2 separate regions of the Homo sapiens genome follow, and region 2 is linked to region 1. A link is an interaction called in ENCODE POLR2A ChIA-PET data of the cell type or tissue named here. Cell type or tissue: HepG2. All regions are shown on one strand. Each heading gives the region's core, and the rest is flanking DNA. Links, peaks and the distances in the headings are about the cores only.

Region 1 (5,382 bases), core at 146-5,145:
GTAGCCCTCACCTGTTGACACTGAGTGGATTGTGAATGAGCTTTTTTAGACTTTAGATGAGACTGCTGGGAGACTGTAATGATAGGCAAGCCTTGTTTTGGCCACAAACTCTCTAAAATGTCCTTTTTAATCTTGAGCTCTAGCAACACAATTTTGAGATCTGTCATAATGCACCATACCAGAACCCACGAAGACTTTACAAAACATACATCATCTGAATGACCTCAAGACTACACGACAACACATATTTGTTGTATTTGTTATTTACCAAATATGTATGTATTATGTATCATTACTTACCAACCAATGAAATCTTTTCTTTTTTTTTTTTTCTTTCTTTTTTTTTTTTTTGAGACAGAATCTTGCAGAATCTTGCTCTGTTGCCAGGCTGGAGTGCAGTGGCATGATCTCTGCTCACTGCAACCTCCGCCTCCCAGTTCAAGTGATTCTCCTGCCTCAGACTCCCGAGTAGCTGGGATTACAGGTGCAAGCCACCATGCCCGGCTAATTTTTTTGTATTTTTTAGTAGAGATGGGGTTTCACCATATTAGCCAGGATGGTCTTGAACTCCTGACCTCGTGATCCACCCGGCTTGGCTTCCCAAAGTGCTGGGACTACAGGCTTGAGCCATCACGCCCGGCCAATGAAATCTTTTAAAAATTCCATATAGATGCCGCAGTTCCACTTCGGGATATATATATCCTAAGGACTTGAAATTATGTTGAAGAGATATCTGTACTCCCATGTTTACTGCAGCACTGTTTATAATAGCTAAAATAGGAAATTTTCCTGTGTCCATCAGTGAACGAATGGATAAAGAAAATGTGGTATATACACACAATGGAATACAATTTAGCCTTAAAAAGAAAGAAATCCTATAATTTGCAACAACAGGGATGGATATGGAAGACATTATGCTAAGTGAAATAAGCCAGGCACAGAAAGACAAATACTGCCTGCTCTCACTCATATGTGGAATCTAGAATAATTTAACTAATAGAGAGCAAAATGATGGTAAAATGATTTTTGCTCCAAATAATGTAAAAATACCAGAGGCTGGAGGTCAGGGAATGGGGAGGTGGTGGTAAAGGGGTAGAAAGTTAGACAAGAGGAATAAATGATAAGTATTTAAGGGGATGGATATGTTAATTAGCTTGATTCCAACATTCCTCGTTGTATACATACACCATAACATCACTGTGCACCCTATAATTATATCTGATTATAATTTGTAAAAAAAATAAATAAAAGGACACATAAAAATGTAGAAACACACTGATATCATATACGGGTGAATACATATTTGTATCTGAGATATGGAAAATAAAGACACCAGGAGTGATTTGAAATTGCTCTTTCTGGTTCCTTTGTGGAGGAGTTAAGACCTGTCTATGGCATCCAAGAAGAAACAGGATATGGATTGGCAATTAAGCCACCAGCTGGATTGCTCAGATAATGCCACAGTTAGGTGGAGCCTTAGAGGTCATCTAACTTTATTTAGTACATATTACTTATTCTTTAACATTTCCATCATTTCTTTATTACACAAATAACACACAGTCGTTATTGAAACCAGAAAAAAGAAATAATTTGAAAAGATGACAAAACCAATGTTACATTGGAGAATACATTCTTTTAGACATTTTCCCATGCATATGTAGTGTTAGCCATCAGAATGTATTAGTTTTCTATTGCTGCTGTAACAAGTTACTGCAAACTTAACAGCTTAAAACAACACAAATCTGTTATATTACAGTTCTATAGGTTAAAAGTTTAACACAGGTTTAACAGGGCTAAAGCTGGGGTGTTTGGCAGGCTGTGTTCCTCCTCTTTAGGTTGGGAAGAATCTGCTTCCTTGCCTTTTTCCAGCTTCTAGAGGCCATCCACATTCCTTGGTTCACGGCCCCTTCCTCTATCTTGAAAGCCAGTAGTGCAGCATCTCTCTGACCATTCTTCCCTCATCACATCTCTCCTTGACCACAGCTGGGAAAATCTCTCCCTGATTTTAAGAACCCATATGATTAGACTGGGCCCACATGTATAACATAGGACCCTATCTCAATGTTGTAACTTAATCATATCTGCAAAATCCCTTTTGCCATGTAAGGTAACATAGTCTCAAATTCTGAGAATTAGGATGTGGACATGTTTAGGGCTATTATTTTGCCTATCACACATAGAGATGAAACAACTCATGTTCGTGCAGGATACGTGACTTACCCAAGATCACAGGCTGGTAAATATTGGATCTATTAGTTAAACTTTTTCAGCGAGTCTGATGCAATTAGATTCTCTGGTGGAAATTCATGATGAAAGAGATGTAAGGAACTAATGGAAATTACTGATGAAAGGGACATAACAAAGAAATGCAGAGCTTGAATGGACTTAGTTCTGAGTCTCACACTTTGTTCTCAGTCTACAGATACCATGATCTTGATCTCTCAAAAGCAGGCATTGGCACAGGAGGTGCCTGTCTGTTTCTGCTGCCACTCTTGACATCTCTCAGATGACCCCTTCTGGCTCCTTTCAATTTCCTTCTTTTGCTGTTTGGCTTGGCTTCTGCTGTCTCCTGCTTCCACCGGCTGCCTCCTTTCCATGAGTCTCTCGGTTTCTGGATCCTATTGCCACTTGCATTTCTCTCTGTGTCATTTTCAAGTTCCCTAAAAGAAAATATCTGATATAGTTCATTGTTCACTGCAGGGCACTAGGCAACCCTTATCGTGTAGAGATTCCCACTGTGTTATCTCCCTGGCTGCCAGCCAGTTTGCTGATGGCTGTCTTCAAAGACAACTGCCATTTCCTGGTTTCATCAGCCAGGATCATAGGGTCAAACGTGACAATCTGCACGTACGAAATCACTCATGGTCACCTCCCTCAGCATAGCACCACGGGCAGGGTAGGCACAGAGAGACTTTTCTCCGAATCCTGGACTGGAATTTTCTTCCTGGCTCACCCCTGCATATACTGAAGCTGAGCCATATCGGGGTACCACAGCTAGAATGATGTAGCTGAATGAATGAGCGTGAGAAGGGGCCAAAGGGGAGGAAGACATCAGTCCCGAGAACCAAGACTGAATATGGGCATTTGGAAAACAGTTTAGGTAATTGCATTCAGTACTTCAAGGCTCTAATTGCTGTTCTTTAACAAGGAGGCCACATTGGCTTATGAAAAGTTCTAAAATTATATAATTTTTATCAGTAACCAGGACCTCAAGTTGCTCCCACAAACCACATAGGGCCTTGCAAAATGAGGCTTTGGGAAGGGGACTCTGATGTTTCTAAATTTCGCACCCTTTGGTTTCTCCAGCTACATTAGCTCTGAAAGGGGCACAAAATGGCCTCATTAACTGGGGAAGAACGAGTCTAAACGAGTTTCAGAAGAAGAAAAGGTCTCTTGGATCCATTGAGCCCTGCCACCACCCCCACCAACCTTCCTAATGGAAGAATGCTGCTGGAAAAGTGTCATCCGATATTTCCCACAAAAATGTGTGCTGTGGTCACAGCTCAGAGATGCCAACACAAATCTCCAACACAGCCACCTCCTGACTGAGAATACATTCTGGGCTGTTTTTAGTTTGAGCCTCAGTAATCGGGGACAAAAGCTGATTTCAATTTTAATTAATTACATGGGAGTGAACGGCCATCTGATCCATAGGGGTCATAGCACATAATGCCCTCAGTGGCACTATGCCGGCAGAGCACTGGGAGGAACTTGTCTTTGTGGTATGCTACATTTTCTCTTCCTGTTGCACTTTTAGAGAAGATTCTCTAAAAATGATTGTGTCCTCAGCCTCCTACACTTTATAATAATTAACCAAATTCATTCATTTTTACTTTTTTTAAATAACAGTCTTCCTGCTGCCCATCAAAACATATTTTTTGAGCAATAAGCACTCTGTTCAGAGCTGGAATAAACTGGTGAGTAAAAACAGACATGGTCTGGGAGACTACACAGATTGGATATTTTTGCTCCAAATAATGTAAAAATACAACTTACACTGGGTTGAACAATAGATATTTGCTGCCTCATCAAGCAAGAATCCAGGGGGTAGGGTGGGTCCAGCATTGGTTAATTCAACAGTTCCATAGAAGTCTTCATATCAGCTTTGGTCTGAAGTTCTTGGTTCCCTCATGATTGCAAACTGTCTGCAATAGCTCTAGGCGGTGCATTCCCAACCACATCTAAATGAAAATAAATTAAAAAACCCAAAAGAAAGGCTCACTGCTCTTCGGATCTCTATGCTTCTTTTTGAGAGATGATTCCTTTCCTAGAAAAACTCTTCCTCCAAGGCTCACTCTCCAGCAGACATATCCACAAGTCTTAGAGGCAGAATTGCATCCCAAGCCTGTTCCTAAGCCAGTCAACAACAAAGCAAATGAAATGGTCCTAAATGGTTTAGGACCGTCACATTTTACCTCCTGGGGTTAAGAAAAGGCTCAGTCTGCAGCCATAAAAAGGAATGAGTTCATGTCCTTTGCAGGGACATGGATGAAGCTGGAAGTCATCATTCTCAGCAAACTAACACAGGAACAGAAAACCAAACACCACATGTTCTCGCTCATAAGTGGGAGTTGAACAATGAGAACACATGGACACAAGGAGGGGAACAACACACACCAGGGCCTCTCGGTGGGTGGGGGGGCAAGGGGAGGGAGAGCATTAGGACAAATACCTAATGCACGTGGGGCTTAAAACCTAGATGACAGGTTGATAGGTGCAGCAAACCACCATGACAAATGTATACCTGTGTAACAAACCTGCACATTCTGCACATGTATCTTGGAACGTAAAGTAAAATTTAAAATTAAAATTAAAAAATAAAAGGCTCAGTCTTTCCCAAAGCACAAAGATGCCCCATTCAGAAACACAATTCAGGATCCTTAGCAGGGAGAAAGGATAGTTATTGGATAAGAAGCCAGCAATGGCTGCCTCAATAAGAGACTTTCAGATGACCTGGGAGGGAGGGGAAGAAACACTACCCACCCCCAACCCCGCTCCCTAGTAAGCACAGAGTCAGGAAGATCAAAGTTTTAGGGTCAGCATTGCTACTTAGTAGTTGTTAGATCTTGGATTAGTTATTTAGCCTTGTGGAACCTCAATTTCTGCATCTGTGAAGTGGGAAATTACACCTATCTCACTGGGTTGCAGTGAGAATCAAATATATTAGTATATGCAAATTACCTGGCAGGCACCCAGCCCATAGATTTGTCCAGTAAATACCATTCCCTTGCCCAAAGCCCTTGGGCAGCTTACAGTCCAACTTGCTGGGTAACTGACAGGTCAGTCTGCTCACATTCTGATTATTAAGCACTATGGAAAAGGTATGTAAAGAGGCTTCCTAGGGGAGGGAATACTATCACAGTTCCTAGGAGCCACTAAGGT
Region 2 (5,382 bases), core at 146-5,145, 200 kb before region 1:
TGGCTAGAAGGTAGCATAGTGTTTAAACCGCAGCCCTGTTACCTACACCTTTATGGAGGTTAAATGAGTTAACGTTTACAAAATGCTTATAATAGTTTGGTATGTAGTAGGCTCTATGTAAATGTTTATTAATGTTGAGGGGTGGCAAGGGAAAACCAAATGTAGTGACCTCCTTGTCAAGTAAGTCACTGACAGTTTGCTCCTTCTCGGAGAAAGCCTCGACTATCTCAGGATGCTCAGATGAAATGACCATTCATGACCCCTTTCTGTTTATCCTACTCTTTCTGTCAAGATTGATAGACATGTTATGATCCAGCACTACAGGAAGATTAATGCATATAAATATATGAGCACTTAAGGAAAAAAAGTTTCTAAGGCAGTCTGAATGGGAATTGTGCATCATAATATTTAGTCCCCCAGAGCTGTTAAAAGAAGGGGGTTTTACCCAGAGTCAGATGCATCAGGTGCTGGCTTTCTTCCTTCTTTCCTCATTGCTACCAAATGGTGTATTATTTAAATTGCAATTATAATAATTTCTAGGGATTCCACTAAGACTCAAGAGAGACCTCTCTTCTGCAGATAAGGACTATCTGTGACCTGAGCTTCAGACTCAGTTAATCTCCCACCTGGACGTAGGGATGAGCTGGAGCAGTGATCACCTCACCCAGCTTCCCCAGCTTCTCTGAGAGATGCACAGCCAGCTTTACTTTACTTTTCTTTTTTTTTGAGACAGAGTCTTGCTCTGTCACCCAGGCTGGAGTGCAGTGGCACGATCTTGGCTCACTGCAAGCTCCGCCTCCCAGGTTCACACCATTCTCCTGCCTCAGCCTCCCAAGTAGCTGGGACTACAGGCGCCCGCCACCATGCCTGGCTAATTTTTTGTATTTTTAGTGAGACGGGGTTTCATTGTGTTAGCCAGGATGGTCTCGATCTCCTGACCTCATGATCCGCCCGTCTCGGCCTCCCAAAGTGCTGGGATTACAGGTGTGAGCCACCGTGCCCAGCCTTCAACAGCTTTACTTTTCTAGAATCTGTTTTCTTCTTAGCGATTGCTATGGTTTCTACAAGTTCCCCAAAGCCCTGCAGTCTTACCTTGCCAGATGCCAAGGCAAACATAAATAGGTACAAGGTGATATTCCAAGGTATTTAATCATAATGGATTATATTTTATATATCTTAGGCTTTATGCAAATATGTTCATCAATATATCATGTCATTAGATGGGGGGGGTACTTTCCCATTTTATAGGGAAGTAACTGAAGCTCGGGGAGGTTACCTGACTTGACATAGTTGGTTGGCCAGAAAGGATTAGAACTCAGATTTCCTAAATATAGCATGCCATTTCATGTCATTACATGCCATTTCACTTCATTTCATCTTAAAAGGCTTGTAAATAAATCCTCAATCCATCTCTCTTTATTTGTATGCCCTTGTTCTAGCAATAGTCGTCATTATCTCCCCTACTCATACCCAGCTTTTGAATGAACATGCCCTGCCCAAAGTCCTCAGTAGATAGGCCTGGATATATGTTGAAAACATTGAATTCTGCTCTCCTACCTTTAGATTGGACCAAGGCCAGGCAAACCATAGGCTTGTGTTGCTGGCGAAAGAGAGACAAATAGCGAGGTAGAGACAGAAAGAGAGAGAGAGAGAGAGAAAGAGAAATGGCCCAATCAACGTGGCCCAATCAGACTCTTTCTTGGGAATCTGATGAACAAGAGAAGGGAGCTAACCATCGGAAGAGGAAGCCGAGATGAAAAGCCATCTATAGAAGTTCTGAGTGGCCATTTATGGGTTCTGCAAAGTTACAGGGGAGCCAAATGAGTAGATAATTAGAGAAAACCAGAAAATAGGTGAGAGTGAAGTAGACTGATAGAAAGAAGCAAAGGAACTACAAGAAGGAGAGATAATTTACAGTTCTAGTTCTCCCCAGACCTGGCTCTATCTTCACTTTCTGTTACTGAATTCCCCTACTGTGGCTTTACTATAAACCTGCTTGCTTAGGCTAGCTTGAATGGGTCTTGTTTCTTGAGACCAAATGCCTTAACCCAAATAGTCCTCATATGTTAGATATGCAGGTTTAGCCTTTAAAAAAATTGCCGTTTAGATGGAACCCAGGTACACCCAGTTGAACTAACAAGGTCATAAACCTTCTCTTTGCTTTTAAACCCCATTCCGTGCTTTGGAGCTGATTCCTGCCAGTGAGCTGGAAGAATCAAAATCATAATCTCTTGAAGTGATACCTTTCCTTAGTGCTAGGTGGGAAATCTTTCCAATGCCAAGCAGTTTTTGCTCTGATTGAACTTACCTGATGATGTTCCAGCTGCATCTTGTTCTGTTTCATGATATTCTCTTTTTCCAATAGCTCTTTCTGTTGCCTCTCAAACTCCTCCTTACCCTGTTAATTTTCAACATAAAGAACATATTATGTCATCACTGTGATTCACTTATGCTAACAATTTCATTGACGGATGAGTAAATACTCTTTATTTTCCACTGCCTTGGCAACATCTCAAATGCCCAGTGAGGCACTGTGAACCCTAGACGACAGGGGTGGCAGAAAAATAAAGCCCATTGCCATATAGGGTGCCAGCTTTCTGGGGCACCTTAAAATTTTCGGAGAGCTACTCATGATTCCCTTCAAATCTCATATATAATGTTCTTTTTATAGTCTCTGGGTTCTTTTCTCATAGATTATATGTGAACCTGTAAACCCCCAAATGCAGGTCTAAATGTGGTCCACCTCTCACTTCTAGTTCCCTCAAATCATCTATAGATTTCTGCTCCAAGGCAGTAGTTCCCACTGTGCAGGGTCAGACAACCAGTAAGATGAATGTTCAATGCCTCCATCCTCTCTCTCTCCACTTCCTTCCTCAGCATCAGGTGGGGCTCAGTTCTCCTTGCCACACTTTCTTGCGCTTGAGGGAATTTGGCATAATAGTTACGTAGTTCTCAGTATAATCTGTGACTCTCAGTCAAATTAAAAGAATGGCAGAATAAGATAGTAAGCCTAGTCCTAAACAATGGATCTTGGTAGATTTTTTTTTTTTTTTCTGAGACAGAGTCTCGCTCTGTCGCCCAGGCTGGAGTCCAGTGGCACGATCTTAGCTCACTGCAACCTCCGCCTCCCAGGTTCAAGTGATTCTTCTGCCTCGGCCTCCCAAGTAGCTGGGACTACAGGCGTGCATCACCATGCCTGGCTAATTTTCGTACTTTTAGTAGAGATGGGGTTTCACCATATTGGCCAGGCTGGTCTTGAACTCCTGACCTTGTGATCCACCTGCTTCAGCCTCCCAAAGTGCTGGGATTACAGGCGTGAGCCACTGCGCCCAGCCAGTAGAATGTTTTAATCCCTCAAAGTGGAAGGGAAAGCTGTCGGAATCCCAGGTCAACTTGGAGCTTGGTAGAATTCCCAATTGTAGGAGGCCAACTGTGACTATCCAATGTCCCATACACAGATTAAGCTCCTAGGACAGCTAGCTAATGCCCAGTGGTCCTCTAGGTAAGTCTGAGATGGGGCTAAGTTTTAAAGCAATTATACACACACATACACAGAGTAGGGCTAGCAGGGGCCTTAGAAATTCTCTGGTGCAAAGGTCTTCTATTCTTTTTCTTAATGACGAAAACTTTTTTTTCAAATAAAATATTGCATGGAACTATACATAAAACACAAATAGAAGTGGAGCTGGTATTATTATTAGAGGGCCTATTATCCTACTTGGTGAGTCTCCTCTTACCTGAGGTATATCAACGGGATCTAATCCAACCCCTTACCCCATTCATTTTGCAAATGAGGAAATTAAGGCCCAAGGAGGTTGAATAAGTTGGTCACACAGTAAACGTCAGAGAAAGGGCTAGATCTGAGTGAGTACTCAGGACTCTCAGCCCAGCGTTCTTACTACTCTACGACACTCCCTCCAATTTGTGAACCATGTAGATTAACATTAATTATGTTCTCTCCTTTGGCAGTCCAACCCGACATCCTTATAGGCATCTTTCTCAGGCTCCCTGCATGTGAGTGAGTGTAGGTGTTTTATGAGTTCCGCTGTTTTACCTGTAGGTGGACGTAATCGTAGTCATCCATCCAGCTCCTCTCAGAACCATCACTGCTGCTACAGTCAGGGGCCTGCTCCTTGCTCAGGCCTGGGGGCAGTGCCTTGTTGTGGGCCTGGGCCTTGTGGTCACCAGGATGCAGCAGCTGTCCCTGGGAGCCACCGTGTGGGTACTCCGTTGAGTTCATGATGCTCTCCGGCCCATTCTTCAGATGCAAGCTGCCAGGGCCGGGTCTGAAGAGGGCCTCTGCGTTGGTGTTGATGGTTGTGGTGAGCTGCTTGGCGTCATCGGGCACCGTCTTTGCCACCATCACAAACCGGTCCAGATCGTCACACTTGTTCTGGGGCTTGTTGATGGCCAAGATATTCAGGGACCAGCTGCACTCATTTAAGTCATGGCTGGTTTGACTCAGGATCTGGTGGGAGTCTTCAACTCGTTGCAGCTCCCGCTTCATCTTGTTGTGGAGGATGAGTTCCGGGAGGCAGGCAGCATTTGCAACAGCTCCCTTGACAAAGTGGAGGTACTCCTTCAGGAACAGCTCCACCTTGTCCACTGCTGTGCGTATTTCATTGATGTGTCTTTCCATATATCCGTAACACCGCCAGTCGGTAGTGACCAGTGCCATTAGGCTGGAGACACCCATCTCAAGGGCCTGCTGGAGCCGCTGAAGTCTCTCAATAGCTGTGTCTGGATCCAGGAAGAGCCTTTTGTCCTGAGCTGGGGAGGCTGACAGTGAGGACTCCTTGGAGGAGGTGGAAGACGTGGACATGTTACTCCGGGTGCTGCCTGTACTGGAGAAAGACAATCGGTTGATCCCATCCACCAAGTCCCGAGAGCCTTTAGCATCTGGCGGGTTATGCAGAGGGACATCATAAACACCATCCCTTTCCTGGGGGTTTGCTTTCTCACTGGTTTCTGCTGGTGGCTCAAGAAACTGAACGCCTCGGGGGACATCATATGCGTCGTTCTGAGAGCCCACTGACTGTCCGAGTTGCGGGGGTGGGTGATTCGGGGACAGGCTCTGGTGCCTTCGAGCCACCGGTTCTGCAGCTCCTGGAATGTCACAGTTGTATTTTACATGAAGGTCCTTCCCTGCTGGCTTGGTGCAGGTTGGAGGAATGTCATAAACCCCCTCCGGTCTGAGGTCCGGCCTTCCAGCTTGTCTCATGGGAGGGGGGAAGTCATAGTCTTTTTCCCTAAGCCCTGCTTCATCCCGGCAAGCAGAGGGCGGAATGGCATATACCTGCAAAGCAAGTAGAAAGCGAAATGCTATTTATTGAGTTGGCTCATGGGAACCTGTGGTCCCATGTGCTCAGTCCTATTTGCTGG

The links. Peaks named below come from ENCODE experiments on the same cell type or tissue, not always from the same donor. Only the 100,000 strongest peaks of a DNase experiment are listed, where the experiment ranks them.
Region 2: POLR2A ChIA-PET joins it to region 1 with 5 read pairs; 8 of 35 experiments call an interaction of 5 or more read pairs at or near these places.

The regions. Positions count from the first base shown.
Region 1 is chr6:11,390,399-11,395,780 of GRCh38, forward strand. LOC105374927 (a long non-coding RNA gene) reads right to left here and starts at 4,464. Exons shown (of 2, transcript XR_926477.3): 1 at 3,997-4,464; 2 at 1,477-2,660. RefSeq lists a silencer at 4,515-4,727. In HepG2, for the core only: no CTCF peak of the experiment used is centred there; DNase peaks (open chromatin) are centred at 2,293, 2,783 and 3,463.
Region 2 is chr6:11,185,910-11,191,291 of GRCh38, forward strand. NEDD9 (neural precursor cell expressed, developmentally down-regulated 9) reads right to left here. Exons shown (of 7, transcript NM_006403.4): 5 at 4,055-5,296; 6 at 2,309-2,398. Among named protein-coding and RNA genes, the nearest start is that of NEDD9, 44 kb to the right of the region's middle. RefSeq lists enhancers at 1-314, 3,788-4,559, 4,560-5,330. In HepG2, for the core only: no CTCF peak of the experiment used is centred there; a DNase peak (open chromatin) is centred at 2,472.